2 separate regions of the Homo sapiens genome follow, and region 2 is linked to region 1. A link is a loop called in an ENCODE intact Hi-C map of the cell type or tissue named here. Cell type or tissue: sigmoid colon. All regions are shown on one strand. Each heading gives the region's core, and the rest is flanking DNA. Links, peaks and the distances in the headings are about the cores only.

Region 1 (8,221 bases), core at 3,222-8,221:
TAAATTTTTGTATTTCTAGTAGAGACAGGGTTTCACCATGTTGGCCAGGCTGGTCTCAAACTCTTGGCCTCAAGTGATCCATCCGCCTTAGCCTCCCAAATTGCTGAGATTACAGGCGGGAGCCACTCCTCCCAGCCTCGAATTTTCATTTTGTTACATGGCTTTTTGCAGGGACGGGGTCTCTCCAGACAGAGTATGGGCTTGGGGTTTTAGCAGGTCTGTGTCTGGAGTTGCCTCATCTGTAAAATGGGGAGGTTTTATGAGATTGGGGGGAAGATCCTGGATTACACAGTAAAGGGGCCGTGCAACACTGAAGTTAATATCTTCATCTGTAGCTGATGAAGATCAGTTAGGGAACTTATTTGTTCCTTTCTTGATTTTAGGATAAAAATTAGCATGAGCACCAATGGTGAGCATCCCAGGCATCTTGCAGCCAGCTCCTGCTCATCTTTACAGCCCTGCAAAGTAGGTAACTGACATGTGGGACCTCACCCACAGTCCCTGAGCCAGAAAGACACAGATGGGATTCTGCGTTTCCTCCCAAGCCCGGGTTCTTTCTGTGTACCACATTGTCTTCCACTTGCCTGTTCCAAGGAGCAATTTGGAAACCCTTTTTATTTTGCGCCCACATCGTCGGTGAGCCTCTGGGGCGACATAAGAATGACTCAGGGAGGTGTGCGATGGGGTCCTAGCCAAAGGAGGCAGGCATTTTGATGAATCCCCTCTGCCTGCCCTGCTCTGACTAAGTGGGAACATTGCGTGAGTTCATGTTCCGTCCCTTAGACACTCCTCTATGAAATCATCTTTAAAGCCTTAAGACAGATCTTCTGGTGCTCTCAGATATAATTAATTCCAAACACTGACAGGGTAAATTCTCTCTCTTCCTTATAAATGCTAGACTCATGCAGGAATAATTTGGAAGACCAAACACACAGCAAATGAATCCTAGGGAAGAATCTTTCTCAAGAAGTCTGTGCAGCATTTAACTGCCTCGTCGCCCTCCCCTCCCTTCTCCTTCCTTCCTTTCCAGGCATCCCAGCCTGCTGGCTTGGCTTCCTGGAGAATTGGAATATTCCACTTGGAACATCATCAGGGTCTCAGTGGCCAAAAAAGCCTGTAAGATACCAGAGTCCTAGTTAAGAAAGATTTTTCAAAACCCCATCGATCCTGCTCAAATGTAACCTGTGAAAGTGGAAATTTGTTCAGCTTTTTTGGAAGTTGATTTAGCAATATCTACCAAAACTGCAAGTATGAATAAACAGTGACTTGGCTTCCTCACTGCTAGGGATTTATAGAAAGGAAATAATTAAAGATGTGCGCAAAGAGATTCAACTCTAAGACGTTTTATGCAGTGATGTTTATCTGGATATCCAAAGCTAAGGGACTGAGCAAACACAATCCTAGCTCCTAGTCAGAGACTGGAAATGCAAGTGTCTTCTGCTTTGTGAAATGGAAATACACTTCTGCTCTATTGCTACACAAAAAATTATCGAAGTTGAGCCTAGCTTCACCACTTTTTCAGTGTGCATGCATGCACGTGCATGTGTGTGTGTGAGAAAGAGTGTGGGGTAAGAATACAGATTCTGCAATCAGGCTAGCTAAGTATAAACTACAACCCGATCACTCACTATGTGACTTTGAACAAGTTACTTCACCTCGGTTCAATAAAATGGGGATGTGGCAATGCAAACCTGATAGAACTGTGCAAAGAGAGAATAAGATAATAAACATAAAGCTTTAAGGAGAGTAAAGGCTAAATAAATGCAGCAAAACATGTTTCTAAAGACACAGCAAGGCCGGGCGCAGTGGCTCACACCTGCGATCCCAGCACTTTGGGAGGCCAGGGCAGGAGGATCATTTGAGACCAGGAGTTACAGACCAGCCTGGGCAACAGGACAAAACCCCATCTGTAAAAATAAAATGAAAAAATACAAACTTAGCTGAGCGTGGCGGTACACACCTGTAGCCCCAGCTACTTGAGAGGCTGAGGCAGGAGGATCACTTGAGCCTAGGAGGTCAAGGCTGCAGTGAGCCACTGTACTCCAGCCTGGGCAACAGAGTGAAATCCTGTCTCAAAACAGAAAAACAAAAAGGCACGTCAAAGACACGAATGAAGGACGTTTGAATATTTATAACATGTACCTCTGAATGCTGGGATTACTCAAAATCTCTTTTTCAACTTGCTTATCTGATTTTTCTAGCTATGTATGAACATGAAGAATATGCATCCTTGGATAACCGAGAGGATAAACACTCACATCGCTCAGATGCTTTAGCTCCGTGGGCAGTGTAGTGCTGGGCTCAATCAGCCGGGAAGAGGAAGCGGCTGTCGGGATGAAGTGAAAATGGCAGCTGTAAGGGACGGAGCCCCCGTGCTGGGCACAAGAACACCTGGCTCAGCGCCAGCGTGCTAAGCCTTGGGGTTGGTGCCAGGGTACAGTAGAAAGCAGAGTGGGCAAAGAAGTGAAGGGGGCACGTGGGCAGCCGCTTTCACATGCAGGCATTTCCTGGCACATCACACTCAGAGTCCAGCAGTGCCTTGAATATGATACCAGAGCAGTCTCCTGTGCAGGTCCCTGTGCTGGGAAGCAGCAGCTCAATGGTGTGAGCCTATCCCTCCGTCCTCACCCCTGGGCTCCTCCGCCAGCCGATAAAACAGGGCTCAGAGCATGAGTTGTGGATTCCAACGTGTCTGAGTTTGGGTCAGGCTCTGTCTCCTCCCGGCTATGTGACATTTGACAAGTGTCCTAACCTCTCTGAGCCTCAGTTTCATCATCTGAAAAATAGGAAAAATAGCGACAGTATCCTCATAGAGTCGATGTGAGAATTAAATCAATAATATCAATAGCCCAGCACTTTGGGAGGCCGAGGCAGGAGGATCACAAGGTCAGGAGATCGAGACCATCCTGGCTAACACAGTGAAACACTGTCTCTACTAAAAATCCAAAAAAAAAAAAAAAAAAAAAAATTAGCCGGGTGTGGTGAGCACCTGTAGTCCCAGCTACTCGGGCAGCTGAGGCAGGAGAATGGCATGAACCTGGGAGGCAGAGCTTGCAGTGAGCTAAGATCGCGCCACTGCACTCCAGCCTGGGTGACAGAGTGAGATTCCATCTCAAAAAAAAATGTCGTGTTTATTCTCAGAGGTCATGTGCCAGCTAAATCTACGGCGTTGGGGGCAGGGGGTCCTATTGCAATGAAAGACAGGGAAAATGGATGTGGGAATGGCCAGCAGGTTGCAGGTGACATTACATGGGTGTGGCTTTGCCAATGCTGAGACATGCAGGCCAACACCGGCAAGCAGTACACGGGCTTTGGGACTAGTAGAAGGACCATCAAAGAGCTTTCCAACCACAGGGCTCCTGCTAGAGGCGTAAGTCAGGAGGATGGGAAGTCAGATGAAGCAAAGTAAGGGGACCTTCGGGCAGGTTATAGTCCAGGGTGTTCCCCCAAAGGTAGCTATCTCAGGTCTTCCCCAGTTTCGGAGCTCTGTGGGATGTAACCATTTCCAACACCAGGAGAGGCTTCGAAGACCAGTTGGCCTGTGAAGTGGGCCTCTTTGGACGGGCAGTTTTCCTACAAAGGGAGGCTATTCTGGGCTGGGAACACACCAGAAGCAAGGGTTTGGCGGGGGGCCTGAGTGGGATCTGGCGGGGGCAGTCTCCTGGCCTGTGACTGGATTGTGAGTAATGGTGAACAACTTAGGGGACCTTCTGAAAGGTCCGTGGAAGCCATATTGCAGGGAGAGAGCAGAACTGAAGACTAAGGGAGATTTTAGCCCTCAGGTCACCAACTGATGGCTGAGTAGAGAGAGGAAGCCCACTGGTTTCTGACTTGGACTGCCTGTGCTACAGACCTAGCTCTTCCACTTCCTAGCCATGTGCTCTTGGGCAAGTGGATTAATGTCTCTGAATCTCAGCTTCCTCCTTCTATAAAAGTGGAGAAAAGAGCAGCATCTGCCCCTTTGGGTGTCAGTGAGCATGAATGAGGTCATGCATGCAAAGCTTGTGTCTTTGTGACTGGTAGGTAGGGAGTGCTCTCTGAATGATAGTTAGGGCTGTTATTTTTATGCTTTCATTTGAAATACCTGTATCATGTAACAAATCTTAGTGACCTTAGTGAGCCCCAAACTTAGTGATGTAAAACAGCCATTGCTTATTTAGCTCACAAATCTGTACTGTGGGCAGGGCTCAGCAAGAAGGTTCATCTCTACTCAAATGGGCATGAGCAGAGGTAGAATGCCTGGGGCTGGAGGGTCCACTTCCAAAATGGCACAGCACATGGCTGGCCAGTTGGTGCTGAATGTCAGCTGGGAGCCTTGGCTCCTCTAGGGCTTCCTCACCACAAGAAGGATAGGTTTTCAGAATGAGTGTTTCCAACAGGACCAGGCAGAAGTTGTGTGTCCTTTTGGTACCTGCTCTGGGAAGTCACATAGCTGCACTTTTGCCTGTAGTCATAGGCCCGCTGAGATTCAAGCAGAAGGAAACATACAGCTCCTCCTCCAGATGAGGCATTTTAAGAAGACCTTGGGATGGAAGATCTTGTTGCAGCTATTTTGGAAAATATAATCTGTCAAATACTAACAGAGAATCTGAAAATGAGAGGCAGACATTTGGACAAACCATAACCTCTCTTCTTTCTGGCCTCATACTGTGTAAGCTAGATGTCAAGATAATTCCCAAACAACCAAGCCTGTGTCCCTATTTGGGAAATGGTGAAGAAGAATCAATCCCCCCCAACCCCTGGCAAGTAGGCTTAAGCCACACTTACCAAATCATTAGTGGGTACAGTTGCTAACCAGCCAAGGTCTTCAATAAATAATTCCACAGACTGTATGAACACATGGACTGTTTATCTCACATTTTCAGAAATGGTCTATCTTATAAGCCAAATACACCAAAACCCAAAGATGGAAGATCAACCTCTTTAAGTAAACATTGCTGGGTGCAGAATTGCTCCCTAGAAGTCATCAAGGATGGCATAAAGCAGAAAGACAATAACAAGGGGATGAATTGCTCTCAGATTTTTATTCCTGATTAGACCTGCTTTCCTGCTTGCTATCATCCAAAATATATGCAGGCCCCTGGCTTGAAGCGTTGGGTGCTCATGAGTTTCACAGCCACGGCAAAGGCAGGCTTTTAAAGAGAAGACACCCAGAGTAACTTTGAAATAAAAGCTAGGGTTGGGCAGCCCCTTGGGGGTCCCAGGCTGTGTGCTCCTTTTAATGTGTGCGGATGCAGGGGCCCTGGGGCCCCTCCCTTGCGTGTGGCCTGGTCGATTAAGCCCCAGGAAGTGCTCACGGTCTTTCCCAGCAGCCTTCCAGCTCCATAAAACCGCTGTTATGATGAACTTGATCATGAGTCAACCAAGGGCCTCCATCTCTCCTGCACTCCCTCCGTTTGGCCCCTTGGAGCAGGTGTTTGCTGAGCCTGAGGTCTTTCTGCTTACATAACCTTTGTTCCATTTGGATGGATGAAAAATCTCCCTGAGGTTTATTGTAAACAGTCTTAGGTTCGCCCAAACACAGAAGACGAAAGGTCACCAGATTATTCATGCACGTCTCTCCTCCCCACTTAGCCCTCCCCACCCCCACCGGCTGCTGCCACGTCCCCCACGAGGTCCCATGCCCAACCTCTCCACCAGGCCATCAGTGTGCAGGGCCTGGTGATGGGGGTTCAGGGCCAACTTGGCAGCCATGATGCTGTTCCATGCCCTGCTCAGCAGCCATTTTGGCTGGATCTCCGTGAGGAAGGGCTGGGGGTGGGGAGCAGAGGAAGTTTCTTGACCAGCTGCCATGGATAGAAGCTTGCTCACGGAAAGACTGTCTTTTATGATGCCAGAAACAGGGCTGAGAACTCACGGTGAGGGGCCAGCAAGTTTCAAGGAAAGGAGGGAGGGAGGGCCTGCCTGCCCAACAGGCAGCTGCCGTCCGCATAACACTGTCCATGCTTACCTCCAGAATGTGGTGCATGCAGGGCATTTTACCCACATTTGATATCGTGTTCGCGGGCCCATTTTACAGATGAGAAGCTGAGGCTGGGGCTCAGCGAGGAAGACTAGTCTTTACTCCACTGGGTGTCAGCTGAGGCGGCTTTAATGGAGGCTGGAGGACCCACCTCCAAGATGGCTCAGTACATGCTGGTGGGTTAGGGCCGGCTGTCAGCCAGGAGCTGAGCCCAGGTGGAAGCTGGAAGCCTGGGTTATATTCTCAAAAGAGCTTTCTGTGGCTCCCCATTTAGAAATGTATAAGGGAGGGCTTTGTTTGTTACAGTGACTGGGGGCCCCAGTGAGTTACCTACACACCTATATGCAGGACTCCCTGGGCCAAGATGCCATTAAGAAAGACTGCTGGGTAAGTCACTAGCAGGGTGGCTCTCAGGGTCCAGACCTGCAGCAATGGCGTCACTTGGGAACTTGCTGGGAACTCAGACCCTCAGTTGTCACCCCAGACATCATGAAACCCCAGGGGTGAGGGATGTGGGGGGTGAAGTGGAGGAAGGCCCAGCATCTGTGTTTGCCAGCATCCTCTGGTGCTGCTGACGCAGTCACGTTTGTCATTTGCTGCCTTAGGCTGAGATCGGTCACCCTCAACCCACAGACGCAGGGGCCAGCAGCATCAGTCCATGGAGGATTGGGCTGCCTTTCCCACAGAGTGGCTCCAGGCAGCAGCTGGGAGGGCTGGAAGGGTGAGCTCCCCACCTCCTCTCCTCCTTCGCCCTGTGGGTCTTTGGGATTTAGTTTGGACCCTGCCCAGACCCAGAAAATGGTCAAGACATGTTTTAAGACTTCTCTTGGGCTTTGGTTAAACCAAGAGGGCAATGTGGATGGGGCTCAGGGCCCCCATGTGTGCACCCTGAAGGTACAGGGCTGGCCCAGGGTTAATACTGGGACCGTCGTTCTGGTGGCCTGCATGGCTACAGTGGGAGGGCCAGACTGGACCGCCAAGGATGGCTTAGAGGGGCAGCCCCAGAGAGGGCAGAGGCAGATTCTTAAAGGGATACAGACTCTTTACCCACTGCTGGGCAGCTTGCCCCACAAAGATGACAGTAATGGTGGTGGTGATAATGTTGGTGATGGTGATGATGGTGGTGGTGGTGGTGATGGTGATGATGGTGGTGGTGGTGATGGTGATGATGGTGGTGGTGGTGAAAATGGTGATAGTGATGGTGGTGATGGTGCTGGCGGTGGTGATGGTGATGATGGTGATGGTGCTGGTGCTGGTGATGACGATGATGGTGATAGTGGTGATGGTGATGATGATGATGGTTGTGGTGGTGGTGATAATGATGATGGTGATGGTAATGATGGTGATGGTGGTGGTGATGGTGATGGTGGTGATGGTGATGGTAATGATGGTGATGGTGGTGGTGATGGTAATGATGGTGATGGTGGTGATGGTGATGGTGGTGGTGGTGGTGATGATGATGATGGTGATGGTGGTGGTGATGGTGATGATGGTGATGGTGGTGCTGGTGGTAACAATGATAATGATCGTGGTGATGGTGATGGTGGTGGTGATAATGGTGGTAGTGATGGTGATGATGGTGGTGGTGGTGATAATGGTGATGGTGATGATGATGATGTTGGTAGTGATGGTGATGATGATGTTGATGGTGGCAATGATGATGATGATGATGGTGGTGTTGACAGTGACAGTGATGATGATAGTGGTTGGTCTCACTCTCATTATATAATGTGCAGGCCCTGCAGGAGCTGAACTCCACTTTTGCACTCAGTCCTATCAAGGGTGAGCCTCCTTCCTCACTTCCCTAAAGGAGTAGAGGGCAGCATCATTCTTTACCTGCCTTCCATCATTTTAGATAGTCAAACACAAATGGTCCCAAGGGTGCCTCTGATTTAGCCCCTACCCCAGCACCTTCACGTCGAATCCTCCATTACCACCCCCAAATTACTTCCTGGGATGGCTGGTTGCTTGGAATATGCCCAGACCAGGGTGACCTAGGTCTTTGCTCATCCTACATAACAGCTTTGATAAACACAGGAAATGCGGTTTTGTTTCCAGACATCACTACTCAAGACTGACGGGTGGGACATGCTCCTTCCAGGAAAAGGCCCTGAACCCAGCCTCAAAATTGACCTCCCTGGATCCCAATGCCGGTGGGACCCCTGAGGCCATCCTAAGTCCAAACCCCACCTCCCTAGGAAGGAAACTCCCGGGCTTGTGGCGGGGCTCTCCAACACTCTTCAGGGGGCAATGATATCA
Region 2 (6,621 bases), core at 26-5,025, 310 kb before region 1:
TCAAATGACTTACCATCACTTGGCCTTGCTTTTCCCATATGTCAGGTATAGAACTTAGCCTTAATTTCTGATTTTTATTCTCTTTTATTCAGTCCTTGTGGTTGCATGGAGGTGTCTGAGCAAATACCTTGGGGGTGTGTGAAAATATAGTTTTTTTTTTTTTTTTGAGACGGAGTCTTGCTCTGTCGCCCAGGCTGGAGTGCAGTGGCACAATCTCGGCTCACTGCAAGCTCCGCCTCCCAGGTTCATACCATTCTCCTGCCTCAGCCTCCTGAGTAGGTGGGACTACAGGCACCTGCCACCAAGCCCGGCTAATTTTTTGTATTTTTAGTGAAGACAGGGTTTCACCGTGTTAGCTAGGATGATTTCGATCTCCTGACCTCATGATCTGCCCGCCTCGGCCTCCCAAAGTGCTGGGATTACAGGCGTGAGCCACCATACCTGGCCAAAAATATAGATTTCAACCAGAACTCCTTACCCTATTTATATCAAAACCACTTCATGTATATTTACTTCACATATGGATGTTCCATATAAGACTTCATATGAAGAATTGCTGTTAAATAAAAAAATTGAGAAATAACTATACAAAAATATCTGGGCGACATGACAGGTCTATGTCACATTCATTCAGCAGAATCAGTATCTTGGTTCATATGAGCATTGTCAACAAATGATCCTGGGAATGCAGCCATCCTTACAGAGCTTTTAGAACATCAAACAGTGTGAGGATAATAATTAACATTATGAGCTAAATTGATCCTCAGATTAAGAAGAATTTTATGTCTTTTGAAAAATTTTAAGTAATTTTACACTGTTAAAAACAAATAGTAGAGGCTGGGCGTGGTGGCTCATGCCTGTAATCCCAGCACTTTGGGAGGCCGAGGGAGGCGGATCGTGAGGTCAAGAGATTGAGACCATCCTGGCTAACACAGTGAAACCCCATCTCTACTAAAAATACAAAAAAATTAGCTGGGCGTGGTGGAGGGTGCCTTTAGTCCCAGCTACTCGGGAGGCTGAGGCAGGAGAATGGTGTGAACCCGGGAGGCGGAGCCTGCAGTGAGCCGAGATCACGTCACTACACTCCAGCCTCGGTGACAGGGCGAGACTCTGTCTCAAACAAACAAACAAACAAAACAAAAGAAAATAAAACAAAACAAATAGTAGAGTAACACCATCCTATTCATTTGGATAAATGAGTTTGAACAATTTTCATATCCGTCCCTATAGAAGTACCCTCACCCCCAGATTTTTAATATCATTATTGGTGGCATTACTAGATTTTATCCCTATTCTAGGTTAGGTTGTCTTTCCTTGGAGAAAAAAACTGCATTCGGCCATCTGTATTCTAGGAGACCAGGAGTTACTCCACACACATCTCCATGACAAAAGGCTCAGCCCAACCCAATGTCCATGTAGTCATTGAGTAAAAATCAATCTCCACAGCTCTGCTATAAATTAGTCTTAATTTATTAGAGGATAAGTTTTGGCATAAACTTCTGTTGGATCTGGTTATAGCATGGATGTTCCTAACAGAATTTGGTTAGGAAGACTTTAAGAGTAGCATTAGCCTTTGAAGCTGGAGTATTTGCAACATGGTGCATGAGAAATCTATCCAAATAAAATATGCTTCTCTTATAAGAAACTGGGGCATTTATTTGAATTAATAAGGCATGAACAGAAACCAAAGCCTGGTTTGGGGAGAGGGCACTCTGCCAAACAAGCCAGGTTTCACGCTTGATGGATAAGGCAGCGGTGTGATGGGTAAGGATGTAAGACCACCTAGGCTTGGGTTCTGTCTCCATTCCTTTCTAGTTGAGTGATCTCAGGCTGTGTGCGCCTGACCCGTATCCCTCATCTTTAACTTTTAGCAAATGCCAAACTGGCTTCCAACTGCCTGCACCTGTGTTCCTTTGCCTGAGCTCCATCTGGCTACAGGAACTAGCTCTAGCCCTGCCCATGGCAGGATGGCAGTGTCGGCGAAATAATGCTGCAGGGAGGGTCCCTCAGCCAGTGGTAATGGAATGAGTGGGTCACATCCCCAGCTCCTGTCCCCTTAGGTGAACGATCCCAGGAGGATGCCCTACGCTGTTCCATGGGGCGTCCCAAGACAGTGCTCTAGGGACCCCCCAGGGGTAACTTGCTCACTGCGACCCCCTGTATTGCCTTCTTCCTTCCCTGTGTCACTTGCACGAGCTTCCTGACTTGCGTTTTCCAGGACTGCCTTCCAGATAATCTATTTGTGCTAGAATCCTTGTCTCAGGCTCTGCCTGGGAAAAACCCCACCTGGGACAGGAAGAAGTGAACGAGCATGTACCTCTGGCATGTGGCACATGATCCTAACTGACAATCAGTTTTCTCCTTCTGTCTTGGGTAGTCCTGGAGCCTGGGAAGTGCCCAGTTTTAGGGGACAGAAAGGTAACCCCAGCTCCAGGGCAAGAAAAAGTGTGAAGATAAAAAGTCAGGAAGTGCCTTGGGAAGCTGTGCCTCGGTCTCATTCGTGTCTGTCTCCATCAGCCAGCTGGTCCTTGCCTCCCTGAAGGTGACCATGTCAGGGAGAGTTCAGACCACCCTCGGCGTGAGCCGTGACGGGAAGGCGGTGGAGAGGAGGCGGGAGCAGGGTGGGAGCAGAGCATCAGAAGGTGTGGAAGAGAGAGGCTGGGCCTCGGGGAGGCCGCCGGTATGTGATAAGAGGTTGCAACGGCAGCGGGAAGGCTGGGGGCCAAATTCCAGCGTTTTTGCCCAGGTGGAGGAGGCTGGGGGATGCTCTGTAAATGAACCATCTCTGACTATCCCCTTTATCTGTGGCCTGAAACGGTGTGATTTCCTCCCTTGAAAACATCTTCAAGCAGCGTAGATAAAACCTGAGTGTGACTTATGATTCTGCATTCCTGCCATCGTGCCAGCTTGGGCTCCGGAGATTCCTTATCAATTAATGCTTTCTTGCCCAGCCTCCACCTCCTCCTGCTGGGCCCCCTCCTATGGACCAGAGCCCTGAGATTCTGCCAGAGATCAGGCCGGGCTGGCCCAGAGGGAGCCATATTGTACACATTTGTACACAGACACTTAAATAAAACCGCCGGCCTGGCTACAGAGCGCCTCTTTGGCTGACGGGAGAAGCGGCTGGGTTGGGTGCTGGCTGGGGCCTCACTACTGGGTCCCCAGCCCTGAAAGCCTCCCCTGTCACGCTGGGAGGTTCAACTGGAGACCTGAGGAACGCCAGGAAAGTGGTGAGGCTTCTCAGAGGCGGCCCCGTCCGGCTCCGGGCCTGGCGGATTAGAGGAATACGTGGAATTTCCAAATTTAGCATTCAGGAATAGCTTCGTATAAACAAGGGCTGCTTTCGCTGCAGAGATGCGAAGTAGATAATGCCAAAAAAGTCCCCCTTTGTGACTGGATCCTGGGATTCTGCGGCCAACCTCTAAGCTGACTGGGTGCAGACGAAGGGCCGCTTCCTGCCTGGCCCTCTGCATGGGTGGTCGGGCTTAAAAATGAAATATCCAGGCTGACAAATGCTTTTACAAAGGCCAGATTATAAACTGTAAACCTACTGTCAGCTGGGCAGAAGAGAAATCTAAATGCCTCGCTACCATTTAAAGATGTCGTTTGGCCGCAGGACTAACGCACTTCTTGAGCGAGGAAAGCGGCCTTGTATTTATAAATTGGTGTCCGAGCCACAGTGAGCTCGGGATAAGGGAATCTATCAACCAGGAAACAAACAGCCTCCCCAACATCTCAGGGAATCTGAGTATTGTCACAGAAACAAAGTGCTCTGGAGCAGAAGAAAAGCAAAACAGAATTTCTAGAGGGGACACAGTCTAGGGGTGCAGCTACAGTTCGGGGGCATTCAGGTCCACGGAGAGTTTCTAAGGGTGAATTTTCCAGGAGAAAAATAGACCAATCCCCTGCCCAGGAAACACACGACTGGGGGTGGTCCAGGAGGGAAATGAGTTCTCATTTCCCTGGTGTGTGCGGGTGTTTCTGGGAATTCAAACTTATGGCCCCACTAAAGAGCCAGCCTTCTCTCGCAGACCTGGAGCCGTGAGGACTGAAGTGGGTCGGAAGGTCCCGCACAGCACATGCGCCATCCCAGCCTCTCCACTCAAGGCAGAAGGGCAGCAGTGTTCAGGAAACATAGATGCTGGGGGGCTGGGGAAGGGGAAGAGGTCTGCAGGGCTCAGCCACCCAAGGGGGACCTTGCCTGTCCAGACAGAGCCCCTTCTCCCGACAGCCTGTTAGAGCCAGGTCAACAGTGTGAGTGGAGCCGGGACACCTGGGGGTGGGCCACTTGCCATTTCAGTCCCAAGATTCCCATGTCCTTGGACCTGACAGAATTAGGGGATCTGGGATCCTGGGAGGCAGAAAGAGCAAAAGAATGTTTGATGTGGCAAGTTCAATGATCAGACAGTCCTTCTCCACCAGCAAAACCATACGAGAAGTCTGTTCAAATTTTTTATTCAACAAATGTTTGTGGAGCCCCTGCCATGTCCAAGCACTGTTCTAGGAGCTCAGGAAGCACCACTGCACGAAGCAGGCAGCAGCCCATTTTCTTCACGGAGCTTGGGTTCTGGAGGCAGGAGACAGAGAGTGGTTCCCGGACAGCTGGCCAGTGAACCCGGTGAGCTGTGCTGGGACACAGGACACAGAACGGGGAAGGGAGTGGCTTCAGACAGGGGCCAAAGTAGGCCTCAGGGAGAAGGTGACGCTGGGCAAAGACCTGAAGGATGGGAGTGAGCAAGCCAGGTGTGTGCCTAGGAAAGGGTGCTTCAGGCCAAGGGGACAGCTGATGCCAAGGCCCTGGGGCAGGACTGTGCCTGGGGCCGAAAAAAGCAGCAGTAGGGGTAGATAGTGGGAGAGGAGGTTGAAGTAGTGGTGGAGTGCGGTGGGAAGGGGCAGGTGGTCTGGGGCTGCGCTGGGCGATTCGGTAGCCAGGAGCCTCCTGCGGCTCCTTACGTTTCAGTTTAATCAAAAGAAAGTCAAGCTAAAAATCGGCTCCTCCATCAACCAGCTGGATTGCAGGTGCTCGAGAGTCACCAGTGGCTGGTGGCTGCTAGCCCAGGTCTAGAACACTTCATCATCACAGAAAGCTGTAGTCCAGAGCCTTGTAAGGATTGGTAAAGATCATCGTAAGCGCTTCGGCTTCTACGCAGACAGAGGGAAGCCATTGTAGGGTTTTGGACCAGAGGGCTGATGTTTTCAAAAGGTTACCCTGGCTGCCGCGCTGAGAAATGATTCTAGAGAGAAAGGGAGAGCTTCACAGACGTGGTCCAGAGAGGGAAGAGGGCCCTGCCCACTCATCAGGTCCCCTGCCTGGCAACCTGGGACTCTTCCATTAGAAAGGGCCTTTCTTCTTTATAACCTCAATTGCATACCCATATATGTATGTATATATTTGTCTATATAGATATGACATGCATATGTGTGTACGTGTATGTGTCCAGACACACATATATATTTGTATATATGTATATATAATTTTTCCAAAGAGCATGTTTTATTTTTTAACAGCTTTGTTGAGCTATAATTTATAGGCTATAAAACCCAGCCAGGCTAAATGTGCCATTCATCGACTTTTAGTAAATTGAGCGGGTTGTACAACCATCACTACCACCCAGCCTCACTTGGCGCCCACATGGCACTGTGAGCAGGGGCGCACCACAAAGGTGCCCGCTGTGCGTTTTCTGAGCTCTGTGAAGGGCACTCCCAGCGGGCTCAGGTGGGTCTGAGCACTGGCGACAGCTGGAAACTGTCCTCCCCTCGGGTCGGGTCGCAGAGGTGCAAGTGGCTTGTCATGGAGAATTGCTCACACATAAGACGAGCAAACCCTCAGACACAGCCCTTCCAGGGGAGATGGGTCCCATCTGTTCTTGCCCTCCTGACACCCCTCTTCCTGCCTCTGGCCGGCCTTTGCTCCCCATCTTTTCTCAGAATCTCTAAGCACCGTGCTTTAGTCCTGGTTTTTCCAGCCTTCTGGCCAAAAGTATACACAGAGAAAAATATACAGAGAGGTTAGACTCCTTTTCCCACTGAGCTAATATTTAGGGGAAAGAAGATTAAACAGATAGTTCAGGGTTGGCTTGTATTACCACACTATCCTTTAAAAAGTAAAGGGTTTTAGAAAAAAAATCCAACTAAGAGGGGAAAAGTTCAAAGCTCTTGAAGAGAAATGATCATGGTGTTATTGTCAAGTTATGAACTAGAACCAGTGGAGCACCTACTGTGTGCAAGGCCTTGGGGTCAGAGAGATGACAGCCTAGTCTCTACCCTCCAGGTGTTTCCACATTCATTCATTGTTGTGTTCATTCAGCATGTTCCAATTGATGTACCAGGTCTGCTCTACAGAGATGAGGAAAGCTTGGTTCTTGCCTTCCTGATACCCATAGTAAAGTTGAGGACTGGATATGTTTTGCCCAGAATTTTCCTTAGTGTTCTTGAGTTCCTAGGTGTTCCTTGGATAACAAATAGCACAGGAGTTCAAAGAGAAAAAGGGGAGCTAAGGCTTAGCAAGCTCTTCTTCCATTTGGCCCTGGCACACGATTTTGCTCTTTCAATTCTCCTAACGTTCCCCAACTGCAGTTACAATCACTGCTGAACAAACCAATGATTGCATTGGGCTCATGT

Evidence for each region. Peaks named below come from ENCODE experiments on the same cell type or tissue, not always from the same donor. Only the 100,000 strongest peaks of a DNase experiment are listed, where the experiment ranks them.
Region 2: it touches region 1 in a loop (4-fold over the local background); 1 of 110 quality-filtered maps calls a loop at or near these places.

What each region holds. Positions count from the first base shown.
Region 1 is chr16:86,457,027-86,465,247 of GRCh38, forward strand. No RefSeq gene overlaps it. Among named protein-coding and RNA genes, the nearest start is that of FENDRR, 48 kb to the right of the region's middle. In sigmoid colon, for the core only: a CTCF peak has its summit at 5,411; DNase peaks (open chromatin) are centred at 5,415 and 5,705; H3K27ac peaks cover 2,956 bases.
Region 2 is chr16:86,148,252-86,154,872 of GRCh38, forward strand. No RefSeq gene overlaps it. Among named protein-coding and RNA genes, the nearest start is that of LINC01082, 45 kb to the right of the region's middle. In sigmoid colon, for the core only: no CTCF peak of the experiment used is centred there; DNase peaks (open chromatin) are centred at 3,110, 3,490 and 5,025; H3K4me3 peaks cover 580 bases; H3K27ac peaks cover 2,558 bases.